Regions from separate parts of the Homo sapiens genome. Here region 2 is linked to region 1. A link is a loop called in an ENCODE intact Hi-C map of the cell type or tissue named here. Cell type or tissue: CD14-positive monocyte. All regions are shown on one strand. Region 1 has its middle 26 kb from the start of IL31RA. Region 2 overlaps IL31RA (interleukin 31 receptor A).

Region 1 (4,000 bases):
CAGCAAGAGTGATGCCTGTTAATTGACCATTTTGGCATCTTATTATATACCTCCTCTAGCAATTGTTTCATTAATCTTAGATTGTTCCATTACTGGAGATTTATTCATGATAATCCACTGATGCCAATCAGCTAAGCATACTTCCCAATGTGTTCATGCCAGTTAAATGTTGCAATACAAGTTCTGGCAATTTCATCTTAACATGTTTGTTCTTCAGCTGAGGTATTTTATTGGGCTAGCAGTCATCTGGATAGGTGGAAAGTTTGGTTCCAATAATTTACTTCAGTTTTATAAACAGAATTACTGTTGCTATGATGCCACAAAGAAAACACTATCATTTGGAGTAGAATTTAGAATGTATACGTGCCAAAATAAGTTCAGTTTATCATAGTGTGAATACTATAAAATATGTACTGAGAGTAATGCCAATCACTTATTTAAATAGTAACAAACCTGTAGTTTTCTCATCTGTGTATGTAATTCACTAGGAAAATGAACCCTACTCTGGTGAAATGACTCAGATTAACCAAAGTTTGAATCCTATTACTAATTGTGTGATCTTGGGGAAGTTAATTTTTTTAATTTGAAATAAAACTTACCTACAATAAAATGCACAAATCTTAAGTTTACAGCTTAAATGTTTACCTATGTGTGCTCCTTGTAACCATCACCTAAATCAAGATGTGAAACATTTCTATCACCCTAAACAGTTTCCTCTTGCCCCTTTACAGTCAACTCCCTGGCCCAGAGCACTATTCTGATTTTTATCACCATAAATTGGGTTTGCCTGTTATTGAACGTCATATAAATGGAATCATAGAGTATCTCTCTTTTGTATATGGCTTCTTTTGTTCAACATAATAGCTGTGAGATTCATCCATGTTGTTTTGTGTAATAGTTTCTTTTTATTGTATCATGAATAACTACAAATTATTTTTGTAGTCTCCTATTGACAGGCATTTGGATTGTTTTCAGATTTTGAACAAAGCTCCTACAAATATTTTACTACAAGTCTTTTGGTCAACACAAGGACTCATTTTTCTGGGCATATACTCAGAAGTGGAATTGCTGGAACATAGGGTATAACTTTTTATTAGAAACAGCCAAAGAGTTTTCCAGAATGGTTGTACCATTTACTATAGCCACCAGCATCATAAGAATGTTCTGTTTGCTCCACATCCTCACCATCAGTATGTGTTACTGTTGTTTTTAATTCTAGCCATTTACTGTGGTTTTAATTTATATTTCCCTGATGATTAGTGATATTGGGCACCTTTTCATATGCTCATTGGCAGTTTCCTTCTTTCTTCACCTGTTTACGTGTCTGTCCAGTCACATAAAAGGGGGTGGAGAAAAGGTGGTGAAGCGGTGTTGTTTGTCTGAGGTAATGCCTGAGATTCATTGTCTCATGCCAAGGAAATCGAAGATGCGGCCATACAAGGAGTGGATTTAGGAGCAGAAAGTTTAATAGGCAAAAGAGAAAAGAGAATAACTCTCTCTCCTGCAGAGAGAGAGGGATGCCAGAGTGGGTCTTCTGGTCCCATGGTGAAGTGCACAGGGTTTTATAGTCTGGCTTGAGGAGGCAGTGTCTGATTTACATAGGGCCCAAAGATTGGTTGAACCAGGTGTGATGTTTATATAACAGTTGAAGAAGCTGGCCACCCCAATCTAATCTTTTATTATGCAAACAGATTTTCTACCTGGCTGGTGCCATGTTGTCTGCTCCCTACTGTACATATGGCTGACAAAGAAAAGGGAAGTTGGAGCCACCATGTTGAACATGCCTAGCCCCTAGGTAGCCTTTTCCTATTGTCACAGCTGCCAGCTTTCACCCGTGCAAGCTTCTAGCTTGCTTCTCTATGTCTGCGGCTCAATTTTACAGGCTGTTTTTTGTTAGAAAAGAAATGATTTGAAGGCTGCTTTTTATTAAAAGGGAAACCTGATCAAGGACTTCCTTACCCTCACTGTCTGCCTAAATAATTTTTTTGAACTCCTATATCATTGGGATCAAAGGATGAGGTGCTGTCTTGCTATTCAGTGGTGATACCAAGAGTTGTGAAAATAGTTTATCCTTAGGCTAAATTACAGTCCTTTGGGTTGCTCATTATATCTTTAGGGTGACATTTGCTGCTGTTACAACCCCAAAACTTCAGTGGCTTAACAAAATAGAAGTATGTTTTTTGCTTACCTGACTGTCCAAAAAGGGTATTCCTGGTAGGTAGGTGTCCTTCCCAGTAGTTACTTAAGAATCCAGGTTCCTTCCATCCTGTGGCTCTGCAGTCTGGTACAGCTTCCAAGATCTTTATGCTTCTCTTTATCAAGCCAGAGAAAGGGAAAGAGTTGGAGAGGAGAGAGACAAAGTGGACTTGTGGAACATTTTTATGGGTCAGGCAAAGAAATAAGCATATACATCTCAGATTCCACTGTTACAAACTTAGTCACATGTAACTGTAAGAGAGACTGGGAAATGTGGCCTTATCTGTGTGCTCAGAAAGCTGGGAATCAGCTAGCAGTTTTTGCCAATACTGTTGAAATGGGTTGTTCTCCAGGATGGTCAATGGATTTCTGTAGTAAATTGAGTCAGGACAAGACTTCTTGATCTTCACGTATCAAGGAATCTGTGTAAGCTGCTAAGAGTTCTTAAATAAGACACCTTCCCATTCTCTGCTTTCTGCAGCATGAAGGAGAGTGACCATGGAAATATAGATAATGATAACTGAAATCCATTCTGTGATGGTACAGAATGCTTGGCTGAAAGCTGTTCTCCATTCATGATGATTTTTTAAATCTAGTATCTAATATTTATAAAATAAATGCAATTTGGAATAAAGTAATCATATTTCATCTTTCATAAATAATCCAGAACTTAGGATTTTAAAAGTTTAAAAAAGTGATTAAGTAGTTTTAGTGACTTATTAGAAAATGACTTCTAAGACAGTCCGTGGGGAAAAGCAAAGCTGTTTCTTTCACACCTTTTTTTCCATTGGGCTACTAATATACTCCTATATTTGAGTTGCCAAGTCATTATACTGTTCTTTTGTCTTAAAATCCTCTATCAACGAGAGAGAAATTACTGTAAATCATTTAAACCTTGGGTCAGCAATCTTTCTAGCTCTTAAGAGTTCAGTACACATCATTGTTAGAGGAAGGAGAGGAAGAAGAAGGTAAAGGGGGAACAGAAAATGATCATGAGTTGAGGTGCAGTAGAGCTTCTCCAATTCCTATGTCTTGTAATAAAGTGGCCTTGTGTTGTCTAAGCTTTTCTTGGACAAATCATTACTCTAGAACTGTCCTGTAAAAATATAATGTGAGCCATATATGTAGTCGATATATCCCAAATACTGTCATTTCAACATGTAGTCAAATGTAATGATTATTGAGGTATTTTACATTTATGTACTAAATCTTTGAAACCCAGTACTTATTTTGCCTATGCTTACATCTCAATTTGGACACTAAGTTATCATTGGAAATACTTGATCTTTATTTAGAGTGTATGAAATGTGTAGTTATAGAGTAGATTCACACACCCAAGTTGTCCAAACATACTTGAAAGTTTTCCAACAGCTGAATCAAGTCTCAATTTTTAAATTTAAATTTAGACTAAGAAACATTAAATAAAATTAAAATTCAATTTCTTATTGCATTAGCCATGTTTCAAGTGCTCAATAGCCACATGTGGCTAGTGGCTACCACACTGACACTACAACTCTAGAGTCTAGATTGAGTTTAGACTGTAAGCTCAAAAAATGTTTGTGGATTGAAAATATTAATGTAGTTTTAAAATGTCTAAAATAGAATTGAAAGTAGTGCTTAATAAATAAGCTAATTTAATTGAATAGCTGGAGGGAAGCCAGACTTCCAAAGCTAAACCTTTATTTCAAAAACTTATTCCTGGTAAACATGCGAAGTGCAGATACTTAGATCAGAATGGCTATACCTTTTTTTGGAGAATGCCTCTTTCTAGCCCAATGGCTGGCAATTCTAGTCAAATTGCATG
Region 2 (4,000 bases), 44 kb after region 1:
AACAAAGAAGTTAGTATAAGCCTCAGAGCTGAACATGGCCCTTAGTCTAAAATTGCTCTTAGTTCTTAGTTGTGCATGTGTGTTTGTGTGTGTGTGTTTGTGTGTGTGTGCATGTGTGTGTTTGTGTGTGTGTGCATGTGTGTGTGCATGTGTGTTTGTGTGTGTGCATGTGTGTGTGCATGTGTGTTTGTGTGTGTTTGTGTGTGTGCGCATGTGTGTTTGTGTGTGTGTTTGTGTGTGTGTTTGTGTGTGCGTGTGTTTGTGTGCGTGTGTGTGCATGTGTGTGTGCATGTGTGTGTGTGCGTGTGTGTGTGTGCGTGTGTGTGTGTGTGTGTATGTTTAGGATCAACCCCTTGGTCATCTAGTGAAGTCTATGGGCTGATTCTCAAAACAATGTTTGTAAATGCACAAATAAAATAAATAGCATTACAAAGATACCAAAATATACTGAAATGAAATCATCAAAATATTAATGAAATCATCAAAATATTAAAGAAACAAATTTGTGATCTGGTAATATGTGGTCTTCTTTATTAACACATTAAATAAGAAGACCTAATAATTGCCTTAATTTAGGTCTAATATTAATAATTACCTTAATTCAGAAATAGTGATAATAGTATTTCATATTTGTATTAGTCCATTTTCACGCTGCTGATAAAGACATACGCGAGACTGGGAAGAAAAAGAGGTTTAATTAGACTTACAGTTCCAATGGCTGGGGAGGCCTCAGAATCATGGTGGGAGGCAAAAGGCACTTCCTACATGGCTGCAGCAAGAGAAAATGAGAAAGAAGTAAAAGCGCAAACCCCTGATAAACCCGTCAGATCTCGTGGGTTATTTACTTATTTACTATCATGAGAATAGCACAGGAAAAACCAGCTTCCATGATTCAATTACCTCCCCCTGGGTCCTCCCACAACACATGGGAATTCTGGGAGATACAATTCAAGTTAAGATTTGGGTGGGGGCACAACCAAACCATATAAATATTTTAAGGTACCTGCAGCAACGAAAATATAATATGAAAATATTTGTGATTTATAATGGTGACAAAGTCACAGGCAATGATGCTATTACTGTAGTTTGTTGATTACACTTATGATGGAAGGAAATCCTAAATTTCAACAGTAGGTTAGTGAAAATTAAAGATGTAAATTTTCCCCATTTAAGTTCATGGACCCCTGAATTCTACCCATGGACCCCTTAAAGATCTAGGTCCCTGTTCTAGATGGTAGTATCTGGTTTCCCTATGAAAGTGTGGATGCTATGGGGTGGGGAGCTCTCAGGAGCAAGATTTCTAAGATATGAAGATACAGTTGAAGATATTTCATAAATTTCTCTATTGTACAATCTTCTGGAAAAGAAAATTGTTGATACATATGGTTGAAGTGTGGCATGGTTGTATTCTTGCTTATGCCCACATCATCTGTTACCCATGAATTATCCAGAGTGATTCTACCATTTGATGCTTTACTGAGTATATCACAAATACTTTGTATGTATTTCTTGGTGTTTTAAAAATGCTTGCTGCTCAAATGTTACATTTAAGTAAGAATGTAAAAAGGGATTTCTTAAAAAGTAGAAATCTAGCTCTTGAAAGGGAATAATTAAAGAGATGAAGTTAGATTCTTTCCATTGAACCTGATTGCTAGGTTACACCTAGCAACTAACCAAAAAAATCTAGCTTTTGATCAGCATATTTTCCATTAAAAATGTTCAATGCTGGCAATATTTATTGTGTACTGAAATTTTTGTGTTTGTGTGTGTGTGTGTTTAATTTATTTAGCTCTGCCAGCTAAGCCTGAGAACATTTCCTGTGTCTACTACTATAGGAAAAATTTAACCTGCACTTGGAGTCCAGGAAAGGAAACCAGTTATACCCAGTACACAGTTAAGAGAACTTAGTAAGTACAGGAGCTTGTGTTTTATCAGTCAGGGCATGGGGGAGGCAGAGGCTTCTGATTCATTCATGATTCACATCCCATATGAAGCAAAAAGTTTCCTCAATGACAGCTTCTGGGTGATTACTGTGTGCAGCCAGTGGCTTGTGGACGGGATCTGGAGCTGCAGAGGGAGGGGAGGCATAGCCAGTGTTGACCTCCTCCTGGATTCCCCATTGGCTGAGATGAGTCACCAGTTATAAGCACAGTGGAAAAATCTGTTTATTTACTACACTCAACTATACCCTGCCTCTTTCCAGAATGTGTTATATAAAACTGTTCATTCTTTCTGGATCCAGATATAGTAAGTAAGGTTGTAAACCCAGAACTAACAGGCAATTGACCATGGTCTGCCACTAATTTGCTGTGTGACCTCTGTCAAACACTATTCCACAGGACAATGATTCCCCAATTTTTTTTACTACCTCAAGCATCCCTCTTTATTCCAATTCTGTAGAATGAAAATTTTATAATTTTTAATTATTATTCTAGCCAAAAGCTAGATGTTTTAAGTAAATATTTGCAGGTTAAAAAAAAACTTTTTTTTGAGACAGAATCTCACTCTGTCCCCCAGGCTGGAGTGCAGTGGTGTGATCTCAGCTCACTACAACCTCCATCTCCCAGGTTCAAGCGATTCTCCTGCCTCAGCCTCCCAAGTAGCTGGAATTATGGGTGCACACCACCATACCTGGCCAACTTTTGTATTTTTAGTAGAGACAGGGTTTCACCATGTTGGCCAGGCTGGTCTCGAACTCCGGACTTCAAGTGATCCGCCCACCTCAGCTCCCAAAAGTGCTGGGATTACAGGCATGAGCCACCGTGCCTGTCCTTTTTAACAAAAATTTTTAACATAGCTCATTACTTCCTTCTTGTGAATAATGAATAAGGGGGCCCATGTTGGGAAGCATTGTAAGATGACCTTTAGTCTTTTTCATTTCAAAACAGTCTGTGATTCCAAATTCTTTATTTTTAAGCTAAATCTCACATTGCAAGGGAAGTCCACTTTATGTTTTCAGTGGAAGAAATGAAAAAAACAAGCAGTATTCTCAGCAGCACTGATATAGCTACGAGAACCTATGTCAGAGAGATGCTTTAAAACAGGAGTCAGCAAATTTCTCTTCTAAAGGGCCAGATGGTAAATATAGTAATATTAAGAAGGAGATCGGTCTCTGTCAGAACTTTTCAACACTACTGTTATAGCACTCATACAGCTATAGGCAATATATAAACCAATGGGTGCGGCTGCTTTCCAACGAAACTTTATCCATGGACACTGAAATGTGAATATTATATAATTTTCACACGCCCCAAAGTATTTTTGTTCGTTTTATTTATTTTTCAACCATTAACAGCATGTAAATAGTCTTAAGCCTACAGGCTGTGCAAGATCAAGAGATGGGCTATATTTGACCTACAGGCTGTCGTTTGCTTATCCCTGTTTTAGAAAATAAGCATGATAAAGGCCCAATAACCCATGATCCAAATGACTTTTCTTCCAGATTTGTCAGTTCTAGTCCCAGTGTTGAATATCAATTGCTAGTAGAATGAGAATCTGGGCACCTTTATAGGTTTACTGCTATTTTTCTGTCTTATAGAGACATTTCCCCTCTTCCTCCATCTTTCCCTTTGGGTTGTTATTATTATCACCAGTTGGACATGGAGAAATAGAAAACACCTGGGAATCCCCAGGCCTATACCCAGCTCCCCTTGATGGCCTCAGGCCAGCTAGGCTGTCTAGAACTCCTAGGCCACTTGCATTTTTGTGAATTTATCACCAAGAGGATCTCTTCCAAGCAAAGTGGAAGGGTTTCCCTGTGGATGGCCTACCTGGGAGCACTTTTCAGTAGGTCATGGAATAAGCCAAAAACCTTCTGATGTCCAGAAACAATAGGAAAGAATTTTTCCTGGGGAGTTGGGGATGCCTTCATGGAGATAATGATTTTTGAACTGAGGCTGAAAGGAGGTCTAGAGGTGTGGAAAAGGAGAGAAAGTTTATTTCTCAAAGGTCACAGCATGAATAAATGCAGAAATATTCAACTACAATTATAGTAATAACA

Evidence for each region. Peaks named below come from ENCODE experiments on the same cell type or tissue, not always from the same donor. Only the 100,000 strongest peaks of a DNase experiment are listed, where the experiment ranks them.
Region 2: it touches region 1 in a loop (1.9-fold over the local background); 1 of 110 quality-filtered maps calls a loop at or near these places.

The regions. Positions count from the first base shown.
Region 1 is chr5:55,823,175-55,827,174 of GRCh38, forward strand. No RefSeq gene overlaps it. Among named protein-coding and RNA genes, the nearest start is that of IL31RA, 26 kb to the right of the region's middle. In CD14-positive monocyte, no CTCF peak of the experiment used is centred here; no DNase peak of the experiment used is centred here; H3K27me3 peaks cover 331 bases.
Region 2 is chr5:55,867,002-55,871,001 of GRCh38, forward strand. It overlaps IL31RA (interleukin 31 receptor A), which reads left to right. Exons shown (of 15, transcript NM_139017.7): 3 at 1,790-1,907. Among named protein-coding and RNA genes, the nearest start is that of IL31RA, 18 kb to the left of the region's middle. In CD14-positive monocyte, no CTCF peak of the experiment used is centred here; a DNase peak (open chromatin) is centred at 2,030; H3K27ac peaks cover 485 bases.